2 separate regions of the Homo sapiens genome follow, and region 2 is linked to region 1. A link is a contact called in ENCODE Hi-C or POLR2A ChIA-PET data. All regions are on one chromosome and are shown on one strand. Each heading gives the region's core, a stretch centred on a gene start or an enhancer-like site at or near the end of the contact. The rest is flanking DNA. Distances are from core to core; before and after follow the strand shown. Region 1 has its middle 17 kb from the start of MIR7846. Region 2 overlaps VPS13D (vacuolar protein sorting 13 homolog D).

Region 1 (4,652 bases), core at 336-2,835:
TTCCCCTTCACCCTGGAAGGAAACCCCCTTGGGCTCCAGTTCCCCTGCAGTCCTCCACCCGTCCTGAGGCTGTTGCAACCTCCCACCAAGTAGCCGGCTCAGCCCTGCCAGCCTACCTCCCCAGCTCCTGTAGAACAATTTCCGCCCATGAAATTCTCTCCATCACCTTGCCCCCTTTCTTCTGTAGAAACCTAGAGATGCAAATGCAAGGATGGGGCGATGTCTACCACAGACTCATGATCATAACTACTCACTTCCCCCTGCACACCCTGAATCGCTACATTCTCCCAGACCTTTGTACAGCAGGTGCTACATCCCCAAGCCCTGGCTACACACCTCACCACACTGAGGGCCTACACACCACTTTCTTTTTTTCTTTACAGCAATTACCACCAGCCAATGTTATCCCAAATACTCTTTCTTGTCACTCTGCAGAGGGCAGGGCTGTGTGTCCCCAGCACCCCAGCACGGAGTTTGAGCTTGACAAATATTTATTGAACAAATTAATGGATGAAATTAATCCTTACAACATCTCTTTGGGGTAGGTGCTCTTATTAAACCCATTCTACAGAGGGGAAAGCAGAGACCTGCCTCCATCTGGGCTAGGTGCCATCCACTAGGGTCATGAACCCCAAGCTGCTCTCCATCAAAGCAAATATCATGCTCTAGGCCATGACCAGACTCTAGGTTGGTCTCCCAGTTGGACTGTGACTCCCTGAGAGCAGTACTGTATATCCCCGCCACTGCCCCACTTCACTGTGTTCCCCAGCGCCAAGCACAGTGCCCAACACATAGTAGGTGTTACATACAGATCTGTTGCTTGAGTGACTAAATGAGTGGCTGTATGAATGAATGAATGCATTTCTTCAGAGATATTTTTTGCAAGACTTCTAGAACTTGGCCTCCAGTCCCCCTTCACAGTCAGTGCTGTGGGAGCTTGGAGGTCCTGGGCCTGGGTGTCCTGGAAGGGTTTTTGGAGGAGGAGGAGAAAGATGAGGTTGGAAATTCAGGGGTTGGAGCGCTGAGCAGAGATTTCATGATGAGGATATGCCCTCTGTATTTGGTGACTGAGCGGAAACAGTCGGGTCTCAGGAGAGGTTTAGATATGGGAGCTGTGGAGGTAGCAGCAAAGCTGGATTGGCAGACATTGGCATGTAGGCACTAGGGAGTCATAGAAGGTTCTGTGAGGGAGAGGCCTGGCCACAGCTGGGCTTTGGAAAGGAAAGGTGGGATAAAAACCAAGAGCAAATTCCATTCCCTGTGCATTCACTGAGCCCCATGGATGCCTGCACAGTGTTCTACAGGGTCTGGGACTCAGGGCTGGGGCCTCAGCACAGTGGTGACCTCGGCCTGAGCCACAATGGAGCAGCATGGCCAAGTGTGTGAGGACGCAGACTCCAGCCAGGTGGCCTGGGTTCAAAGCCTAGCTGCGCCACTTAGCAGCTGTGTGACCCTGGGGAACTGGCTTAGCCACTCTGCGTGTTGGTTTCCTCATCTGTAACATAGGGGTAATGTAATAACTACTTCCTAGTGCACTGTGAGGTTTAAGTGAGAGCACACGAAAGCCTCAAGTACAGCTCTTATCATCTTTCTTACTAACCTGTGACTCCATGCATGGCAGGAATAAAGCCTCTTCAACTCTATTGTCAAAGCCCAACCCAGATGGGCACAAAGAGCTTCTCAGGGAACTTTCGATGCATGAACTTGGCCCAGAGGACCCAGGGTCACCCAGCGAGTGCCCCGGTATTCACCAGGAGGTCTTCTGCACAGGGTGAGGAACCCTCCCTCAGTACGTGCAGAAGCTGTATTTCCTGAGTGAAGTGTAATTGCAGTGAAAAACAACATCCCTCCTGACAGCCTGTACTTGCATAATCTACCCACAACTCTATGTGACTTCCTGACATGGTTCTGTGCAACCCAAGTTGGGGGCCCCATCCTGCCCTGGAAGGTCCCAGACCCTGCCCTCTTCCTCAGGAGAGGCCTGGCAAGACCTCTCAGAGCCTTGATTTCCCTATCTAAAAACTAGATAGGGCCTAGTTTGTATGGGTACCAAGCTCAGATGTTCTCTAATCAGACAGATGTGAGCTTGCTTTCCAGTCCTGCCACATTCTGACTGTATGGGTCCCTGAATGCACAGGTCAGCTGCTCAGTCCAGAGCTCACACTCTGGAGACAGACCAGCTTGGATCCAAATTCCAGCCAGAGGAACTTGGGATTCCACCAGGTTATGTAGCTTCCTTGAGCCAACTCCAAGGACAATAATGGCAAAATTACCGAGAGGCTAAAATGAGACAGTATGTGAAGTGCTCCTGCTGACACATAAGATCTCGAGATTCTTTGACACTCCTCCTAATGAGGGGTGGGATCTGTGTCCCCTCCCCTTGAGTCTGGGCTCTGTGACTACCTGGAATGCAGCAAAGGGGATGCAGTGCCAGTTTCCGGGGTCAAATTTTATGACGCTGGCAGTTTCTACTTCCTGCCCCCGGAGTTGTTGGCTCCAGGAACCCAGCAGCCATGCTGTGAGGAAGCCCAAGAAGCTCCACAGAGAGAAACTGACAGCCAGTACCAATTTGCCAGCCCTCTTGGAGGTGGATTCTCCAGCTCATCTCATCACCCCCGCTGGTACTATGTGAGCCGAGATGCACCTCCCCTGCTAAGTCCAGGCCACATTGCAGATTTGTGAGCAAAATTAATGACCATTGTTTTAAGCTATTAAGTTTTGAGGTGATTTGTTATGTAGCAAGAGATGACTGGAACAGTTACATCAGTTACTGGTCATTTAACACTTCTTAAAAATGGGGACATGTGTGCTCATCTATAAGGTCCCTCTGAGGTCACATGACAATGGAGGTAAAATGCTTTGGCATTAAGTGAATTCTGAATTAACGATTTCCCTGCCCCCATGCAAGATCAGCTACATAATTTGTAGAACTCCATGAAAAATGAAAACACAGGGCCCCTTGCCAAAAATTATTCATCACTTTCAAGATGGCGACAGCAGAGCATTAAACCAAGCCCAGGGCCCTTCTGAACCTGGGGCCCTCTGACTGCACGGATCAGTAGCTTGTGAAGCTGCAGAAGCCCAGCTGATGGGATATTTTTGTCTACTCTGTTTACTCTTGCAAAGCTGCCTTGTAAGTAAGAACCCAACCCTCTCACCACAGTTACTTTTAACATCAATTTTTTCTTTAAAGGAAGAATGAAAATCAGCATGTCATCTTTACTGCTCCCTTGGACTAGACAGTGACTTTCCCCTACCCCAGCCCCAACTGACAGCTACAGTTAGAGCTATCTCCATCACACAGCACCAAGCTGGGACCCTGGGAAAACTGCTTTGCCTCTATGGGGCTCAGTTTTCCCATCTGTAAAATGGGAGGCTTGTTCTTGATCGTCTTCCTTCAGGGAGCCTCAGGTGGGGCAGTGAGCAGGATATGAGGTGTTACTGGGGATGGAAAGGGCAATTCCACTCTCAGGCAGTTCTCCCCCAGAGATTCCCTGGACTCAACCCAGCCCCGAGTCTCCCTGGACCTCAGAATCACACGCCTGTAATCCAGTACTTTGGGAAGCCAAGGTAGGAAGATTGCTTGAGCCCAGGAATTCAAGACCAGCCTGGGCAACATAGAGAGACCTGTCTCTACAAAGAAAGAAAAAAAAAAATTAGCCAGTCATGGTGGCACGTGCCTGTGATCCCAGCTACTCGGGAGGCTGAAGCAGGAGGATCACGTGAGCCCAGGAAGTTGAGGCTACAGTGAGCTGTATTTGTGCCACTGCATTCCAGCCTGGGTGACAGAGGAAGACCCTGTCTCAAAAAAAAAAAAAAAAAAGAAAGAAAGAAAGAAAGAAAAAAAAAATCACACACACCTTTGAGGAAAGCTGTGTCAAGGAAGGAGGCCCTGGCTGGGTTAGCTCTGTGTCCTTCCTGTCCGGTCAGAGCAGTCAGAAAGCCACACCCAGCCTGGAGTTTGACCTTGGGCAGGTTACCCTGCCTCTTGCAACTGTCCCTGCCTTCCCATAAAGGGAGGAATAAAATCAGCCTCTATTCTATCTCTCAGTTGTGGTGACTTGAAGATGAAAGGAAACTTATCTAGAAGGCATAGTGCCAGGGGATGACCACGATATGAACACAACCCCTGACCACAGAGGCAGCCAGGCCACCTGGGCATGGGGAGGGATTTAGAATCACAAAGTTGGGGGTTGAACTCCAGCTCTGGGACTTCCCAGCTGTGTGGCAGTGGGCCAGTTGCTTCGCTCCCCCCCACTCCCCGAGCCTCAGTTTGTAAAAGGGAGTGCTGCCACCCAGCCTATCTACTGTCCAGGGTTCTATTAGGAAGCCCAGATGTACAAAGAATGCGGCCTAGGCGAACTCTCAGCTCTTAAGATGCTGCTCTTGATGGCTGTCATTTACTGAACATGGCATACGTGCCCAGACTGGACTTCCACAGTCCCTCTCAGCCTTATAGTTCCTTTTCTTTTTTTTTTTGAAGACAGAGTCTCGTTCTGTCACCCAGGCTGGAGTGCAGTGGCACGATCTCGGCTCACTGCAACCTCCGCCTCCCAGGTTCAAGCAATTCTCCCACCTTAGCCTCCCAAGTAGCTGGGATCACAGGCATATGCCACCATGCCTGGCTACTTTTTGTATTTTTAGTCGAGACG
Region 2 (4,975 bases), core at 2,169-4,668, 320 kb before region 1:
GCGTTGAGTGTGTAACACGAGGACTCCTGAAGGCCTACTTTGGCCCATCATGAGCCCAGATGCATCAGGAGTCTCTGATATATTAAAATTTGGAAAGCTGGACCTACCCCTGAGAATGAGACTTTAATATGGGCCAAGACAGACTGAGAACTTATAAACTCAATGCCCCTGCTTCCTGTTGACTTTTTCTATCTCAGGATCACTTTTATGACAATATTCCAGGAACATGCAATTCTAAGTAAATAAACTGGCCAAACTCTGAAAATGCAGGAACACAAGTTGCTTACAAATGAGATGTAGAAACCAGGACAAAGAGAGCTGCCATAGCAGACTCACTGGTGTGCACGCTTCTCTCTTGTACATTCTGTGGTTTGCCTGTTCCACGAGCTATGTGACACTGCTATTTACTCTAGCACTGTGGCCAAGGCTAAGAAGTACTCATCTAATATGGGTTTGGGAACTAAAAGGAAATATGTTTTGGAATTTACTTTTTCACACCCACACACCATTCTTGTACAAAATGCCTCTGTCAAGGTGTTTTTTTGTTTTTTGTTTTTTTTTTTTTAAACATTGATTTCTTGGCCATCAGCTAAAAGAAACTAAACATTCAAGTACCTCCACGATGACTGAGCATGCGGGAAGTGGTTTATTTACAACAGGTTCCCTGGACATTTTATTTGATGTATGCTGTCCTGACAGACTCCACCCATGTGATCAAGCCTGCTATGTATGTCTGGGGCCACTTTGTAGTTTTCCCAAAGGTGAAATCAGAGGGAGGGCTGAAGTGGTGACAAGGCCAAATTGGCTACAGACTCAATCCCTTGCGGGGATGAGATGTAACTCACTTAAATGGTGCTAAGTCCAGCTGGGGATTAGGCTAGGGCCACAACCTGCCAAAGAATACTTTAGGTACACTACAGCTGCAGATTAACCTAGTGCTTTTTTATTTTTAGAATCCATTATCGGGCTGCCATATATTCTGCATGGGCTTTTTCTTCATTCTAATATCCAGCTTCCTCCCTGATGGCAGAGCCAGCCCTAGGAAGGGAGCTTCCTCTGTGCCACTCCTCCAGGAAGTTACACAACTAGTTATTCACCTCAGCCATGCAGACATGACCAGGGCAAGGATGACCCTCTCCCCCTTTGTATGGGGGAGAATGACCTGAGATGGGGATATAAAGCTGTCTGCACAAGGTCACAAAGCACAGTAGCATCAGAGCTGGAGTCAGGGCTCTGCTCTTGTGATTTGCAATCCTGTTCTCTTGCCAAGGGGCCAAGCTGCTTCCAGTACCCAAAGGGAACATCCAATAGCTTATTTTGATCACAGAGAGTTGAGTCAAGAAGGAACTGATCCTATGCTGACAAACTGAATGAATGTGAACTGCTGCCACTTCCGCACAATACATCAGGACGAGGCTCCATGCTACTCTGTCAGCTCCACCACTGCCTTTGGGAAAAAGAATAAAATCCCATGAATCTCTCTAAAACTTAAAAAAAAAAAATCTGCATTAGTATATTGGGCTTTAATAGGGTTTTTAAAAAATCTGTCACTACAGTGCGTTGTACTTATCATATGTTCTAAGAAGAGCCCAAGTCGCAAATGAATTGCCTGTGGCCTGAATGCTATTCCCCCAAGAGCTACCTCCCTTGCCTAAAGGATACCCAGAATTTCCTAGGAGGCTCAAAAGGCAACAGTTAAATTTCGGGAATTAGGACAAATGGGAGGATGAAGTTTGAAATGAATTACAAAGGGAACATTTATAATCTAGAAAATGTTCATTTTCAAAGGCTCAAGGCATTACGATAATCCACAGTTATCGATCTTGTATTTTCATTATGCAGAAATCGTGAAATAAAAGGTGCATGATGAAAGCAGTGTTTGAAAGGGCCCATCAGACTTAGCTAGAAATGAAAGAAATAGTTTTTCCTCTTAAACGCTTAGCCCTGAACTTTTTTTTTTTTAACAGACCTAGGGGACCCCGACCTACATAATAATATTGTTGTGAGATTGTCCTGGTGGGAGTCAGACAGATCAGCCCTCGACAGTTCCAAGAGCCCCACTGAAAAGGAATCTGATTCTACAATTTAAAACCCTTAAATAATACTGAACAGTGGACTGTCATGCGTCTGGAAAATATAACCATTTTTGAAGAATGCTTTCCAAACCACGTAATGCTTTTAAAGCTGTTTATCAAAAGAGCTGGATGAGCCACGGTGGCCTGAAACAGTTTATCAGCTGTTACAGGGTCGCATGCCCCATCCTAATTTCCTTAAGCACTCCATCATTCTCGGTTGTCCTAGTCTCGGCAGACAACAGATGCCAATGTTTGGAGACATTTGCTACATAACTTTTACCCGACAAACCTGGCTCCAGGACAGATTTCCATGTCATGTGGGGCTTTTGGCTGAACTCTGCTCGAACCCAGAGGCATATCATTTACAGCAGACACTAACAATAGTTTGGGGTCACCTGCTCTTCACAAGTGGGTTCAGAGCAAGTTCGTGGCCTCTGCACACCTTTTCCAGTGCGGTTCCCACACACAAAGGCTCAGAGCCCAGGAGAGTCCCTCCACCCAGCAACTCAACCAGGTTTGGTGGCCTGAGTTCAACTGTTCATTTTGTGTGAAGAAAGAGAATGGGAAGGACAAAAGCCCAGCCAAGCACATGAACTCCTAGTCCTCACACTCTAGCAGGTGGTCAGCAAGAATTCGGGGACAGGGTTGAATTTAAGTAAGAGCTAGGGACACAATCCCTGTTTCACCTTCACACAACATTCCAACATTCAGGGGAGAATATTCACACTGACACCATTTCTTGAGCCCTACCTGCATGCCACATGCCAGGCTGAGTGCTTTATATACATGATATAATTTAATCCACGTAACCACCCACCGAGGTAGGCATATGACTCAAAGGAATCTCATCTCAGAGAGATTAAGAGGGGAAAAACTTGTTCCAGGTCACAGCCAAGCAGCAGCCCAATGACTCAAACCCAGGGCCAACCGACTCCCCAGTAGGCCTGTTTACCCTCGCACTGCAGATGCCGGAAGCAGCCAGTGCTGCGGAACCCCTTCTTGCTTCCTGCAAATGCGTGGTTTCTTTTCACACTGACTGCCACGTTGCCCCTTCCTATTTCTTTTTCAGAACTGGGGAAGAACCTGTGATTTTACGTCCTTTCCACATCTTTTTCTGAAACAAGCGCTTCTCTTTGAAGAAAGACCTCTTGCCCTTGGAGTGTCAAGATAAGAAAACTTTCAGCAACTTCCCTTGGAAACTACAAAACACCCATCAGCACCCAGGATCTAAGTACAGTCGCTCCCCAGCTGCTGGCCCCTCTGAATAGCTTTTATGGTTCAATGAGGGGTGGTGACAGGGCCATGTCACTACCGTAGGGTGTGCTATTTCTTTCATGTTCCTGGGATCTGACAAGAGCCTTCCACAACCTGTTTCTTTACAACACACAGAATGAGAGATTAAAGACCAATACCAGACTCAAAGCAGGGGCTGGGACTGGCAACGGCTTCTCACCAGATGTATTCTCAATCTTTCGGGGAAAGAAGAGCCACAGACTGCCTGAGCAGATGCTGTGCAAAAGCTGCTGTGATGCCTAAATGAGATAATACATAGAACCATGGCTGAATGGATATGGGTTTCATAAAACCACACTAATTCAGAGCCACTAGTTGGGGGTAAAGGGGAAAGAACACCAAGAAAGGAAACACAAATTAGTGAAAAGTCTAAATTATAGGACTTCTGATTAAACATGACAGATCTAGTCCAGAGACCCCTCTAAAGGGAAAGCAAAGGGATACAAATGGCACAAATCCAAAAGGATAAAGAGAAGGTGTCAACAATATTTTAGAAGCTGAAAAGCAGATGGACACGTGGCGCTGAAATGTAAGCCTTGAGGGAGTGGAAGCCACAAAGCAGAAAGCTAATTAGGATGGTGGCCTCCACTGCATTTCAGAAAGATGGAGGCAGCAAGTAGCTCTGAAGGCCTGGAGCATAAAGGAGAAACAGATAGGCCTGGAGTGAGGTGAAAACAGGAAGATTGGTTAAAAGGCTGCATGGGAAGCAGTTAGAGCTTCAGGTCCCCTCTCTCATCCCCATTCAGTTTTGCTCCTCTCAACAGGAGCCCAGAGTCAGCAGGTCCCCACTTGATCATTCCACAGTAAGGCCCCCTCAGCCTCAAACCAAGAGCTCCCAATTGGCTTTTTAGTGCCTCATCTTTAAAGAGGAGTAGAACAGATAGTCAAGAATCACCAGATTCTCTGGGGACTGTCTCTATTCATGAAAGAAAAAGACCAAAACAAATAAATGGAAGAAAGAAACTCAGAATAGTACTGCTATAGTACTACTATAGAAAAATAGCTTAGAGACAAAAATAGCTAGACAACAACCAGTCAGATGGGAGCAGAGGACATCAAGAGGGAGAATTTAATTAGAAACCAATAAATTACTCAGTGCATTTGTACACATACAGAAGAGTGTTTGTGGATAAATTAGCAATAGGAACATAAAATTTTTTTTTTCTTTTTTAAAGAAAAACGAGTTACTAGGCCCAGGGTTAAAAAAATGTGGAAACTAAATAAGCATTTGAGAATAAATTACGAATGTGCATATAGAAAACAAAGCAGACAATACTGAAAGAGCAGTTACTAACTCCAAGGAGAAAAAAACAAAGCACAACATTTAAAAAGGAAACATCATCAAAGTGACCTGGGTGGGGGGCTTCACTGGGAATACTATTTACACAGTCATAATAACGTAAAAATGGAATACTAAGTTATTCAAAAAGGATCATATAACTGTACTGAAAAATGGGGAAAGGAAACATGTATGTATAACAACATGAAGTCAAATGATGTCAAGAAATAGCAGTTGGTTTATTTATGAAATATAAAGGTAAATACCTCCACATTGAAGAAACAGCCCAAAGTGTTGAAAGTGATTGCCTCTGAGGGAGCAGGAATCA

The links. Hi-C counts contacts between places; a loop is a spot of excess contacts on that map. ChIA-PET counts read pairs that join two places held with the same protein, here RNA polymerase II (POLR2A). Pooled maps may share reads with other maps.
Region 2: a pooled map shows a loop between it and region 1 (3-fold over the local background). The contact joins two enhancer-like sites. A Hi-C loop is called at or near these places in 1 of 168 maps with a recorded cell type or tissue (PC-9) and 2 of 50 pooled maps. POLR2A ChIA-PET finds 5 or more read pairs at or near these places in 1 of 52 experiments (naive thymus-derived CD4-positive, alpha-beta T cell).

The regions. Positions count from the first base shown.
Region 1 is chr1:12,147,829-12,152,480 of GRCh38, reverse strand. No RefSeq gene overlaps it. Among named protein-coding and RNA genes, the nearest start is that of MIR7846, 17 kb to the left of the region's middle. RefSeq lists an enhancer at 3,930-4,059. Within about 2 kb of position 1,585, at least 11 of the 41 ENCODE cell types and tissues checked have a DNase peak (open chromatin) inside an H3K27ac peak, as active enhancers do.
Region 2 is chr1:12,471,479-12,476,453 of GRCh38, reverse strand. All of the region lies in intron 67 of VPS13D (vacuolar protein sorting 13 homolog D), which reads right to left. Among named protein-coding and RNA genes, the nearest start is that of SNORA59A, 33 kb to the left of the region's middle. RefSeq lists a silencer at 2,266-2,560. Within about 2 kb of position 3,418, at least 16 of the 41 ENCODE cell types and tissues checked have a DNase peak (open chromatin) inside an H3K27ac peak, as active enhancers do.